Regions from separate parts of the Mus musculus genome. Here region 2 is linked to region 1. Evidence: chromatin contacts called from ENCODE Hi-C or POLR2A ChIA-PET data. All regions are on one chromosome and are shown on one strand. The core of a region is the stretch at or near the end of the contact, and the rest is flanking DNA. Distances in the headings are between cores, read along the strand shown.

Region 1 (6,753 bases), core at 3,805-6,304:
ACAGTGAGGACTGGCTCCCCAGCTGGAAAGTGTCAGGTTTCAACCGGTTCTACCACTTTCCCCCACTCAGGCCCCATCTCAGGACTGATTACTGGTTTCCCACTGTTCCTCGGCCAGGCACACCCCCAACTGCTCAGTTTCACTGCTGCATTCGGCAAGAGGCAAGCCCTTCACTTGGGTCCAGAGAGTTTGTCAAACCAGACTACAGGAAGCCATCCCATTGGCAGGGAGTGATGGCAGCAGCATCTTCCACCTCTTGTGAAGCTGAGTAGGTAGCTGGAGCTCTCAAGGACAGGAGTACTCATCTAATTGTGCTACCTGGGTCCATCCGTAATTGACAGTAGCCAAGACCAAAACTCTTAAACACACCCAGAGGTCTAGTAACCCCTGGCTCTGGCTTCCCAGCCTCAACAGCCTCAAAGCCCCCCCCCCCCCAACCCTCATGCCTACTTGTTGCGTATGAAGCCGATGGAACTGGTCTGCAATACACTGAAGCTTTCTGGCGATCTGCACCTCTGCTCGGTGCTGAAGGAACTGTCCTTCAGGGGGCTGCTCCCCAAGGGGTGAGCCTGCAGGGAAACTGGCAGGGAGAGGAAGCCTGTAGCCAGCGTTGCCTGCAAAAACAGAGAATCCACAACTCAGCCTTTTCTCCCCTTAGCCCATCTTCTCCATGTCAGCCCTTTCTGGCCAAGACCTGGAGTTACTGGTAAAGCTCAGGACAGAAGGAAGAGGAAGCAGCCTGGCCTTTACCAGGGCATCCTGCCAAACTTGGACAGCTGCCCAAGACTATAAACGTTGGTACAGGGCCGAGGGTGTAGCTTAGGAGTAGCTGAATATTTAGTACACATGAGCGCGTGTGTGCACACACATATACACGCGCACACATGCACACACACTTATGCTGGAAAAACAGGAAAGAATACAGACCCTGCCTTCTCCTCAGCACTGTCCTGTCAGTGCCATGGCATAGCACAGGGTGCTAACGTGTGTGACGACCATGCCAAGCTTCTGGCATTTATCAGGCTGTACTTGACCTAAATGTGTTACTCGGGTAGCAGTAGGTGGAAGCGCTTCTCTGGGATAACTCTCCAGAGTTCCTGGGTTGTGCAAAGCAGACAAGGAAAAGCAAAACAAACAAAAAAACCCAAAAGTGCCTTCGTTTTTCTAGTATAGTTAGGGAGAGCTGGGCTCATCACTCAGAGATCAGAGCAGCAGCAGCAAAGCGGATGAGAAAACTCCTGAGGCCCACAGAGCAGCCAAGTCGGCTCACCGAGTGCTGGCACCAGAACGGCCGCTGGGGGCGCCTGCCACCTCCTGCCTCCTCCCTCTTCCAGCCCGAAGCAGGCCTCATCCAGCTTCTCTGACTCCCGCCAGAACTGCTTTTCCAGAAGTGCCCTATGGGCAGTTCCCTCTGAGAGTAAGTGCAGCGCGCTCCTCAGGGCTCCTCGGTCTGCTCCCGCAGACACAGCAGGATGACCTCTGAGCCTTTACCCTCCCTCCACAGGCCAGTGCACTAAAAGAAGAAAACAGACCGAGTGTCTAATCCTGCCCTCTTGCCAGAGGAGGGCATATTTCTCATAAAACAAACCCTTGAAGCCCACAAATGAAGGGGTCTTGTCTGATTTAGCCTTAGTAACAACCCCTCTCCTGGCACTGAGCCCAGATAGGCCCAACCTCTTTCTCCAGTTCCCCTTCCCAGCACAGAAAGTCCCAAATGGCAACTGGAAGCCACCTTCTGTCTTTGGGAATCTTCCGTATAAGTACTGGCTGAGTGGTACAGTGACACATGGTTTAAAACTCCCTTCCACCTCGAGAAAGGCAAATCAGCACTGGGGCCAAAGGGCAGAGCCACTGAAACGACATAGGATGTGAAAGGAGATTGCAGGGACCAAGAAACCCCTCCAAGAAGAACAGAAAGAACAAAGCAGTTTGCTCTATTGGGGGCCCAAGCTCAGGTGAGGAAGGCTGAAAGCTCTTGAATAGATAGCCCTGGCTGTTCAGTTTGAGGAAGGAAATAGTACAGAGCAGGTTTAGGGAGGGAAAGTCCCCTCTTTCCCCCAATCTCTAAGGTTAAGAGCACTCACCGTAAAAGAGTCTCTGGGGTTCCTCTGTCACCCCACAAGGCAGCATGACACCCTGGCTTGGGGAAGCTGGACTGAGGGTCTGAGTGGCCTTGTCTTCCTGGCTTATGGGCCGGAGTCCGGGACCACAGCAATGGGTGAGAGGGAAGAGCTGGAGTCGACTGAGGGGACAGTCCAGCTGGCTCTGGGCAAACAGGTCAGCAGAGAGCAAGCCCCCAGGCTGTGTCCCTGGCTCCCCATCCTCTGACTGGAACACATCATCTTCTAGCTCCTCCACACACTGAGGTGGCTCCATCTCTCCTGTCAGAGAACAATGGAAGCATCTGGGCTGCTGTCCTACTGAGGCCAGACCTAGGATTCCCCTCCCCTCCTTCCTTCCCCCCTCACCCCCCACCCCTGCTCTTCTTATGTGAGGGAACCAAGCCAACTTCTGATGATACACAACCCTGGTAATAAAACACCACCAAGGGTGACATTCACCCCCAAAATGTGGCCTCTATGGTCAGGGCCCCTCCATGCCTTTTCTCTGTACCTGCCAGAGCCACCCTCCCCCCATCCCCCACCCCACCCCCTCCTCTGACCTAGGCTGGTCACAAAGTTTGACACTGAGGATTTGCGAGCAACAGCAAGGGTAGGATCAGGTGCTACCACCGGGTACCTGGGGACATAGAAGCAAGACTAGCCTCTGTAAGTGGCTGTGGAGGCTCAGAAGGGGACACTTACTGACTATACAAAAGTGCACAACATACTTATGTGCACACACACACACACACACACACACACTTCCTAAGCAGGAACCTCCAGGCTCTCGGCGAAGTCTGAACTCCAGGCTAAGCAGCAAAAACAAGAGCCAGGAATTGTAGAGCAGCCAGGTTCCCTCCTAACGTGCTAAGCCCCACCCTGCTGCACATCTCCACCCCCTCCTTGCACAACACAACAAACAGGCTCTGTGGTGTGGTGAGTGTGTCCTGGAACAGGGGACGTAACTTAGTCACTCCAGCTGGCCAGCTGGCTTAGCTCCCGTCCAGAGGAGCAAAGCTGCCTGCTCACCACAGGTTAATCTGGAGGGTTGAATCGGCCTCTAGCAAAGTGTCCAGCTAATTCTACTCGCTAATCTTCGTGACTTCCAATTCTCATCCACTCAGCCTCCCATTCCTGCCAGAGCTGAACCTGAGATAGGTGCAAAGTGCCTCGCAGAAGGAAGTGAAATTCAGCCCTCCTGCTGAGCGCTCTCTCCCTGCCTACACAGTGGGGCTGTTTCTTAGTGTTAAGTTCCTCTCGCTCCACCTGACAGCTCATGAAATTCTGCACTTGGAGTCACCCGGCAGCTTGAACTTCCAAGCTGACCTCGCCTGAGTTAGGGCCCCTGGGGCAACCAGAAGCATCAACAAGCACCTGAATGGTTAAGGAGATGCAAGGACAAATTTTGTCATCATCAGACTGCTGGGGATTCCAGGGAGTTCCGATCCCCACTTTATTGCCTTTGAAAGACAAGCCAAGTAGTTTGTGGGGCTAAGTCTTTACAGAAATCTCAGTTAGGTTCAGAAACCTTACTTTCCCAAATGCAAGCTCTGTGAGGTTCTTACTTCAACCCTCAAGCCTTACCCCATCCCACCCCTGAGCTATCCGTAGTCCTGTGCCCTCTTCCCTGGAGAATGACTCCATGCCTGCTATTGTTCCGATAGGAAAGGGGTAACTCCAGCGTAAAGTTTCCAGATGAAAGGACCAAGAGATGTCACCTAGCAGTGCTTCTTCTGTCCTTCAACCTCTTCTTTGCAGTGTGGCTATCCCAACCAAAGTAGGGACTCTCCAGAGCCAATCACAAGCAGGAGTCATTGTCTTGGTGTTTCTTTTGAAGCCTATCACTCCCCTCCCCCTCCCAGCAAAGCCCCAAAGTTCAACCCTTGCCTAGACTGGACAGTGGGGGAGGTGCAGCCAGAGGGTGTGGCTCTGAAAACGCGGAGGACCCCCCCCCACTTTGCACAAGAACTGCAGGTGGCTCTCCAGTTAGTGTGAACCTCGGAGGGGCTCTGGGCAAAGTCAAAAGTAAACTGGGGAAGAGTGGAGACCCTCAGCTTCCCTGAGCTAAAGTGGTAAAGTCCAGACTGATAGGAAGAGGGCACTTCCTGAGAGCACCGCCAGGGAATGCTTTATTCCTAGCAAAGGTCTTAAAGTCCGCTGGAGCCATCGCAGAACTTCGGCGATCCAACTAGGATGCTCAATATAAACTCCTCCTCTTAGGAGTTAGCACTAGCCAGATACCTTGAACTCAATAGTGGCTAAGATCTCAGGACACACGCGCACGCACATGCACACACGCACACACACCTGGGTGACTCCAGGACAGCGTCTCAGCCTCCGAGTTGTGATGCCAGGGCTCTGCGCCAGGGTCCAGGGTGAAGAACACTCGGGGGGCTTGGTGCCCACACTCGATTGGGAAGAAGGGGGCAAACTCCAGCTGTTAAGAAGAGGAGCCTTCAGACTCCGCAGGGAGGCAAAATGCACCACAACTTACGGCCCCACCCCACAGTTACACCCGGAGGCCAGAGCGTCCGGGAGCTTGGCAGTGGACCCCAGGATCATTTGCTCACCTACTTTTAACTCCGAATTCCAAATGCTTCCCGAAAGCCCCTCTTGGAGCAGCAACCACAAATTTGTGCTCTGCACCTCGTTCCCACATCCCTGCACCCCAACTCCCCGTGGTCACCCCAGATGCCCGCAGTCCAAACCCTTCCCCGGGCCCCCACGCGCTGCGCGACTCCGCTCCCCACTTCCCGGAGGAGGTACGATCCAACTCCGCCTAGCCCCCCGCCGCCCGGGCGCTCACCGGGCTGCGGTGGGAGGCGGTGGCGCGGGCTGCGGCAGCGACTGCTGCAGGCGCGAGCTGGCGCGGGAGGAGGCCACGGCACACCGCGCGGTATTGTTTCCAAAATACGCCCGCTCCGGGCATCCCGCAAACAGCTGATGAGGCCCCGCCCCTCTTTGCGTCACTCCAACCACTGACCAATGGCAAGTGGAGGTCCAAGTCTCAAGCTGGGCAGCTGCCAGGGACAATCACCAATGTACAAACCTTCCCTTGGAAACATTATAAGGGGCCGGGCGCATTTCTGACCTCCGTCAGAAGCGCAATTGGAGCGCTGTAGAGGGTGAGGATTCGGTTCCTAATGCAAGCCCCAGAAACGACAGAGAGTCCCTAGGTTTTCTACTAGGTAGTGGGGGGACAAGACGCCTAAGTGACTTTTGTCTACTTGGAAATGGGCTGAGTTATTGCAGGACTTCCAAAAAGCCGGCTCAGGAGGAGACTGGGAGTTTTCAGACGCGCCTTGTAATATATAGCGGAAAAAAAAAAAAACCGAGCTGCTGGTCCCTAATAAAAAAAAAGCAAAACAAATAAAAAACCAAAACAAAAAACTGCCCTCTTTCCTGTTGGGCGTGTCTGAGGAAAGCTGGAGGAGAACACGTGTGTCTGCATCTAGAACCAAATGACATTCGGATCCATCAAGTGCAAAGAAAGGCCATGTCCTCTCTTCTAGACTGTGGAAGATCACTGTTGAAAAAAGGACTCTAGCAGAGGGGAAATCAAAGGGGTAGCTCGGACAGCCCTATCTATGGCAGCAGCAGAAGGCTGTTCTTGGACTGCTAAGAAAGCAAAACGCATCTCGTGTACTATGGCCAATCTAGGGATGACTCCACATTTTTTTGAACACCTACTATGTGCCAGGTCCTGGTCTAAGTGCTAGACTTCTGGTGCCTGACCTCAATGAACCGATACTTCACATGTGAATGATGGAAACCAGCTTGAATGGTGCTATTTTAGGGATAATAAGCAAAGATTTTTGAGTCGGGCCTTGAAGAATGGGGAATATTTCACTAAATAAAAACCAAATAAAACAGTCCTGACCCAGAGAGGTCAGGGAGCTAGAATAAAGTACTTAACATGTCTGGAAAGCAAGATCAGCTGCACGCCCCCCCCGTCCCCCCTCCCCCCCATCAAGCTCTCTGGCATCTTCACTATGATTTAGGATGTGAGGGTATGGGCAGGTAGATTCAGGTCAGATTGCAGAGGTGCCCCCTGGAATACCAGGCTGAGGAGTCTGTATTTTTTAAAAGTAATTTGTTAATTTTTATTTTATGTGCGTTAGTGTTTCGCCTGTATGTATGTCTTTGTGACAGCGTGTCATCCGGAACCAGAGTTACAGACAGCTATGAACTGCCGTGTGAGTTCTTGGAATTGAACCTGGGTCCTCTGGAAGAGCAACCAGTGCTTTTAACCACTGAGCCATCTCTTCAGCCCCAAGGAATTACTTTATAGAGGACTGGTAGCAAAGATTTTACAGAAGATGAATTTTGGGGAAAACTGAGTGGGGAGGCAGAAATCAGTGAAAGGAACAGAGCCCTGCCACAACCTAAATGAGCTGCAATAGAGACACGGGCAAAGCAGAGAAGCTGGGCTTAGTTACAGTCTCTACTTACAGTCTGCTCTAAGATACAAGCTGGCTGGATCTGGGGCTCCCAGACTCAATTGTCTTTGGCTATTTTTTGTTTTAAAATTTTTATTTATTTACTTTGGTTTCTTTCTTTCTGTTTTTCTTTTTTAATTGTTTTTAGATATATTTATTTTTACTTTATTCGTGTGGGTGTTTTGCCTTCATGCATGTGTGTGTACCAGGTG
Region 2 (6,682 bases), core at 3,299-5,798, 39 kb before region 1:
TCCTTAAGCCTCAACCTGAAGAAGTGAGTGTGATGTACAGGAAAGGCTCAATGATATGTGCTGTATAAATAAATGAATGAATGGCTGGATGAATGAATGAATGAATGAATGAATGAATGAATGAATGGTAAGGTCTTGAGAATGACGAGTCAGTGGTTGCAGACAGGAAGACAATGAACCAAAATCTGAATGAGTACTAAAATCTGAATGAGTGGAAGTTTGGTAGAGTATACTAACACTAGAAGGGATAGTGGCTGGCTTAAGACAATCTCTAAGGAAATGCAAGACTAAGATGTAGCTCAGTGGTAGAGCACTTGCCTAGCATACAAAAGGCCTAGTTTCTACCAACAGCACCACCACCACCACCACGACCACCACTAAATAAGTAAATAGAGAGAAAAGGCAAAAGATGGACTTAAACATGGGGTGATGCTGGTTATGGTAGCATACCCCTTTAATCCCAGCACTGTTACAAGTTCAAGGTCAGCCTGCTCTAGGTGGTGAGTTCTAGGCCATTTCTAGGCCATCCAGGGCTAGATAATGAGACATTTCTGGAAAGAAAGAAAGAAAGAAAGAAAGAAAGAAAGAAAGAAAGAAAGAAAGAAAGAAAGAAAGAGGGAGGGAGGGAGGGAGGGAGGGAGGGAGGGAGGGAGGGAGGGAGGGAGGGAGGAAGAAGAGAGAGAGGGAGGAGGGAGAGAGAGAGAGAATAAGAGGCTAGAGAGATGGTTCATAAGTCAAGAACACTGATAGCTCTTCCATAGGATCTAAATTTCATTCCCTGGACCCCACACACACATGCATGCACGCGCGCGCGCGCGCGCACACACACACACACACACACACACACACACACACGAAGGATGAAAGGATTGAGACCTGTGGCACCTCAGCCTGGGGTAGTGGGGTAGGTAAGGAGAAGCAAGCGAAGCACTTTCCAGTTCTCTGCTCTCATCAAAATAGGAGCGACTGATCAAACCATCAGTGATTCTTTGATAATACTATATAGCCTGGAAGAAGTGCAAAGAATTGAATGACATCCCTGTAGTGAGACACACTGGTCTCCAACTCTGACACTGTCCCTCAAACCAAAGCAGGAGCCAGGCCTGGCAGTGCACACCTGTGACTTCAGCATTCAGTATGGCAGGAGGACCCCAAGTTTATGGTCAGTCTAAACAACATAATGAGGCCTTATAAAGGGGGTTGTCTGTAATCCACAAAGAGAATGAAAACCGATGTTGAAACATATCGGTCAGTCAAGCGATAAGCCATTATCATCATCATCCTATAACATTCACCAATTAGGAACAAAAAATGCACAATCAGTTCATTAAGGGATCCTGTTCTGGGCAGGAGAGACTGACTCATCAGGGGAAGTTGCTTCCTGCCAAGCCTGACAGCCAGAGCTCTGTCCCCAGCAGCCATGTAGTAGGAGAGTAGTGACGTCAGTGTAGTAGAGAGTGAGACTTGGACCCACACAAATCCAAGTGCGCTGTGGTGCACATACGAATCACACGAATATACACAAAAAATAATTTTTAAAAAGGAAATGATACATTGCTAATAAAAATTTACTTTTTACATTTAATATTTATCAAATTTCATAATCAATGCTGTTCTGATCAATTAAATAGTAACTATTACAATAGCTAAAATCATAAGAACATTCAGAGCTTTATAAAAAGTATTAAAGTGCTCAGGAGGTGGTGAAGCACACCTTTAATTCCAGCACGTGGGAGCAGAGGCAGGCAGATCTCTGTGAGTTCAAGGCCAGCCTGGTCTACAGAGAGAATTCCAGGACAACCAGGGCTACACAGAGAAACCCTGATGCCAAAAACCAGAAAAGAAAAGTGTTAAAGTTTTAGTCTGCCCATGGAAGATGCAGGCAAGAGAATCAGGAGTTCAAGTCCCTCCTGGGGTGGGGGTGGGGGCAGTAATGAATCCAACATCACTGCGCTTGCAGAAGACTTAAGTTTAGTTCCTGCCACACACCTGGCAGCTTATAACTGCCTGTAATTCTAACTGTAGAGGATCAGATGCCCTCTTTTGGATTCTAAGGGCACCTGTATTCACATGTGTACATTCCTGCAGACACACACACACACACCCCACACCCTCCACATACGCACACAGTTAAAAATAAAATAAAACTTTCATTATTTTTATTAAACCAAAGAAACAAAACACCCACAAATGATCATGTACACCTTTAATCTTAGCACTCAGGAGACAGAGGCAGGCAGATCTCTGAATTCAAGGCCAGCATGGTCTACAGAGCTGTTGGGTTCAAGGTGGAAGCCAAGAAAATTCGCTTTAGATTTGGAAGCTTCAAGTGAAAGCTTTATTTTCTGAGTGTTCAGGGAAGCAGCCAGCTTGGGATCGGCACCTTGTCCTCAAAGGGAGACTGTACAACATTTTTATAGGATGGGAACACAAAATGAGGAGGAGCAGCAGTGTGGGCTGTTGCGTTGACCAATCATATTTTGACATCAGGGGATAAACAAAGAAGTTAGCATTTGTCTCTGAGCTTCTCTGAGTCTCCTGGTTTCAGGGTCCTGGATTCTGCTTTTGCAGTCAGGTCCCCTTCTGAACTCTGGTCTTGAATTTAGAATGATAAGGGAACAAAGAAGTGGGCAAGCTGCATGTAGTCAATTAAGTCAAGACTAGCAGGACAGTTCTAACTTGTGTGCCTTAGTTTAGATAACGGGACAACAGCATCTTCTTCTTTATATCCTTTACTGATTAACAGACAAACATGAAGCATCTGAAGAAGCAGGATAGGAGTTGAATTCCAGGGCCCGGGAACATGAACTCAGTTTTGATCCTGCCAGCAAGGTGGAACTCATTCCTGCGATGGCTGGACTCAGGAAACTGTCTCTTAACAGAGCAACTTCCAGGGTGTCCAGGGCTACACAGAGAAACCCTGTCCTTAATTAATTAGTTAATTAATTTAAAAATTAGTTGGGAGTTTGAAGCAGGAAGATCTTCAGTTTGAGGCCAGCCTGTACTACACAGCAAGATCTTGTCTCCAGCAGACAAATAAATAAAAACATTAGTTTGTTCCACTATGGTTTTTAAATGGACATTGAATGGTGTGTGTTACATATCAAAGCAGACACTGGCTGCCAGGTTCTCAGCATTGCAAACATCTGTTACAGAGTCCTGGCTCCTCGCCGCACTTCTCACCCTAAACCTCTCCAGCCCCTGGGCTTTGCTTCCTTTCTCCCAGTTTTTCTTTTCCTATAAAATTCAGCCATTTTGACAATGCCCTCTCTTGGCTTCTTGGTTCCCCTCTTGGTCCCCGTCCCCCATGGCCCGGTCTATTCTGTGGGCCATGTTCAGTCTGAACTCTTCCCCCCCCCCCCACTTCCCCCGAGACAGGGTTTCTCTGTGTTCCCCTGGCTGTCCTGGAACTCACTCTGTAGACCAGTCTGGCCTACGAACTCAGAAATCTGCGTGCCTCTGCCTCCCAAGTGCTGGGATTAAAGGCATGCGCCACCCGAGTCTGGCTCAGTCTGGACTCTTACAGATGCTCTGGCTGTTCTCGCCATCATGTCTACAATAAAAACTTTCTCCTCGATTTTATGTAGGAGAGTGGTCATATCCTCATTTTTATTCAGTGTGAAACTACTGGGGGGAAAGAATGCTTCAATGTTTAGCCAGCACTGGCTAGTTTAAAAGAAATCCACGAGTTCAAACCTGTAATGCCAGCACTTGCGGCAGGAAGACGGCCACAAGTGAGTTGAAGGCTAGCCTGGGCTATATAGTGAGTTCCAGGTTAGCCCCAGCTAGGGAGTGAGACTCTGTCTCAAACAAAACAAACAAATGAATGAGAAATCAAGCCAGGTGGACAGCTCAGAAGGCGAAGGGTGTCTGTTGCCAAAGCTAACAAGCTGAATTTGATCCCTGGGACCCACAGGATAAAAGGAGAGAATCAAAGCCAGCAAGTTGTCCTCTAACCTGCCAGGACATAAACCACTCACATCGTACAAATAAGTAAACAGATGTAATGAAAAATTGAACCAAAAAAAAGAAAGAAAAAAGAAAGATGTTAAATTTTAGTTGTAAAGTGTCACTAATAATTTTCCTCTAAAACTTCCTGACTATTCTGTATAATAAAGGCATGTGTTCCTTAAAACGCTGCAAAGGATGACCTTGGTAACTAAACTTGGGATAAAAAGATTTAAGCGCCAACTTAAAAAGCTAAAAAGGGTACTTGAGGGAAAAATAAAAAACTTCAAGGGGCCATGAGGGTGAGTGGGGTGTATGGGTTGTGGATAGGGTGTAAGGGTCTCTAGTCTACAGAGCCTGCACCTCTGAGAAGCCCACTGAAGTGGGCTTGGAAGTGCATCTGCTTCTACCAGCAATCTTTCAAGCCACTAAAATCACAACAAAAGCCCCAACAGCAGGCCCTGCCCTGGGGCTCTGGAGGCTGCCCCACTCTGGCCTCCCCTGCCACCCCATCCTCTCCCGCCCGCCCGCCTGGCCGCCCGCACTGGCCGCCACCTCTCGTCCAGCCTGGAGTAAATAAACCACCGGGCAGGGACCCAGACAATGGGCCTTGGCGAGGAGTTAATGGGCTGGGCCTCTCGCGCTAGCCGAGTGTGACCGGAGCTGGCAGGGGGCCTGGCCTGGCGCCAGCATCGATTACGACTAGACGGAGCCAGGGCAGACTTGGCACGGACAGGCCCCACAGCTGGCAGATTCAGTCACCCTCACAGAGAGGGCACGAGGCCTCCCCTGGGCGCTCACTGTCACCCGCTGGCTGGGCTCCCGCCTCCACCAGCACTGCAGGTGGGGTGGAATTACCAGTTGCCCCTACACACACATACACCCTGGACACTGATTTTTGATCCTTCCCAAGTCTGTTCTTGATCAAGGCTCTTCTGTCACAGGCTGATCTGGGCCTCATAGACTAGGGGGATTGAAGATTGGGTTTACAGAACAGGCCATGTCCTCCCGCAGTGAGGACAGAGCTGGGCTGGAGTCTGCCAGATGAAAGGGGTTCTTTTCCTATCCCCACAAAGTCCTCCAGGACGATAGTGGGACATGTCGGGGAACAGGCCTTCTTGACTTAGATGGTGTCAGACATCAGCATCCTTAGGGCCAACCAGCAACAGTGTGTCCATACCTCCAACGGAAGTTGGCCTCTCCGAGTCTGAGCGCAGGTGTTACTCCCACAGGTTTCAGCACTCTTCGCCCTGTATTTCCCTCACTTTCCCCTCCTTTTGTGAGCTCTGGTTTCCAGAGGGGGTTTGAACCATGACTGACTGATCACTGAGGGGAGCGCTGAGCTTGAGAGGACGGAGTGGGTAGGAGAGCGAATGACCCACCAAACAAAGTGATGGTCTTGAAGCAGAAAACAACACAGGGAGGGATAAAAGTGTGGGTGAGAAATGTCCGCACGCTTGGACAGGTGGGATGGGAGGATTTGACTGTATTTACATCTGAGTGTGTGTGTGAGGCCCCTGACATGGGTGTTAGGAACCGAACCTGGGTCCTGTGGAAGAGCGGCAAGGGCTAGGGCTATCTATCACTCTGGTCCCAACACTTACTTTTTAGTGTCCTTGAAGGACCTACAAAAAGCACTTAGGTCGTTTAGGAACATAAAATGTGCTACGCATAACTTGGCTCATAAAATTGTCACCTTCGTTATGTGTTTTCAGAGATGTGAAGTCCTGTCTGAAAGTTAAAAAGGACTCCTCAGGGAATCTCTCCCACCTCCTTCCCCATCCAGTCCAGATTCACCCTTCCCCCTTACACAGGACTCTTCTCCCTGCTTAGCCTCTCACTCCACCCTAATGCAGTCAGTTCCTCAGGGCCCCGTGTACAGAAGGGTTCTGAGCTGGGTTTAATTAACACCAGCTTAAGAGCCATCTTTTTTTCCCTGGGTGCCCCAGGACAGGTAGCTGACTCAGCTCACAGCCTTGCCTAAGGCCATTGCTGATGGGCCATGGCTGCCCTTTCCCTCGTGTTGCTTGTACCTGCCTCCCCTGTGGGCGCCAACCCACAGCTTCTGCTTCCTCTACATCCCCTCTTCTGACTCTGCCGATGCGATGGTATTGGGGATGCTGTCGGGTGATGGGCGAGGGTTATTTCTCCCTCCTCAGCCCTTGGGCCGGGTGAGAAGCCTTCAGAGGAGCTACTTCATCCTGGCTGCTCCCTTCACATCCTGGCTGAGCCTGATGGTGTTTGTGCAACCTTCCCGTCAGCTCCTGGGAGAAGTTCAAAGAGCTTCAGTCTAGTTTCCTCTCCAGACAAGCAGCTTTCCCTGCTGGTCCCCTGCCCTGGTCTCTCGAGGAAACTACCCTTTCCTTTCCCCCTGCCTCTCCCTCCAGCAGGTCAGGAGTATCCTGAGAGCAGAGGGGTCATCTGAAGCAGGCCTTTGGGAGGGAGAGAGGGCTTCTGGTCACTAACTTCACGGCATCCAGAGCCACCAACCCTGGGAAAGGTTCATGGATTGTTCAGGAACATGCTTCCGCAGGCTGTACTTCCTGGCCACCCGTGCCATGAGAATGTATCCCACACGCTGCCTTTCTGAGGAAGTTTAACTACTGAGCCCATTCACAGAGAAGATGTTTTTGATCCTAGGCCTCTCAGAAGAGGCCTCAGAACTGAGAATGTTGTCCGTTCCTGGCTGTCAGTCAAGGCCATAACTCTCTGATGGGGAGTATCTGGTTCTCCA

The links. Hi-C counts contacts between places; a loop is a spot of excess contacts on that map. ChIA-PET counts read pairs that join two places held with the same protein, here RNA polymerase II (POLR2A).
Region 2: a map of heart shows a loop between it and region 1 (2.7-fold over the local background). The contact joins the enhancer-like site here to the promoter of Bmf in region 1. A Hi-C loop is called at or near these places in 12 of 37 maps with a recorded cell type or tissue (adrenal gland, gastrocnemius, heart and 2 more). POLR2A ChIA-PET finds 5 or more read pairs at or near these places in 2 of 5 experiments (Patski and embryonic stem cell).

What each region holds. Positions count from the first base shown.
Region 1 is chr2:118,544,632-118,551,384 of GRCm38, forward strand. It overlaps Bmf (BCL2 modifying factor), which reads right to left and starts at 5,055. Exons shown (of 5, transcript NM_138313.4): 1 at 4,909-5,055; 2 at 4,410-4,539; 3 at 2,085-2,381; 4 at 451-614. The coding sequence starts at 5,031.
Region 2 is chr2:118,505,968-118,512,649 of GRCm38, forward strand. No RefSeq gene overlaps it. Among named protein-coding and RNA genes, the nearest start is that of Gm32684, 10 kb to the left of the region's middle. Within about 2 kb of position 4,549, at least 1 of the 3 ENCODE cell types and tissues checked has a DNase peak (open chromatin) inside an H3K27ac peak, as active enhancers do; it is heart, where a contact is called at or near this core.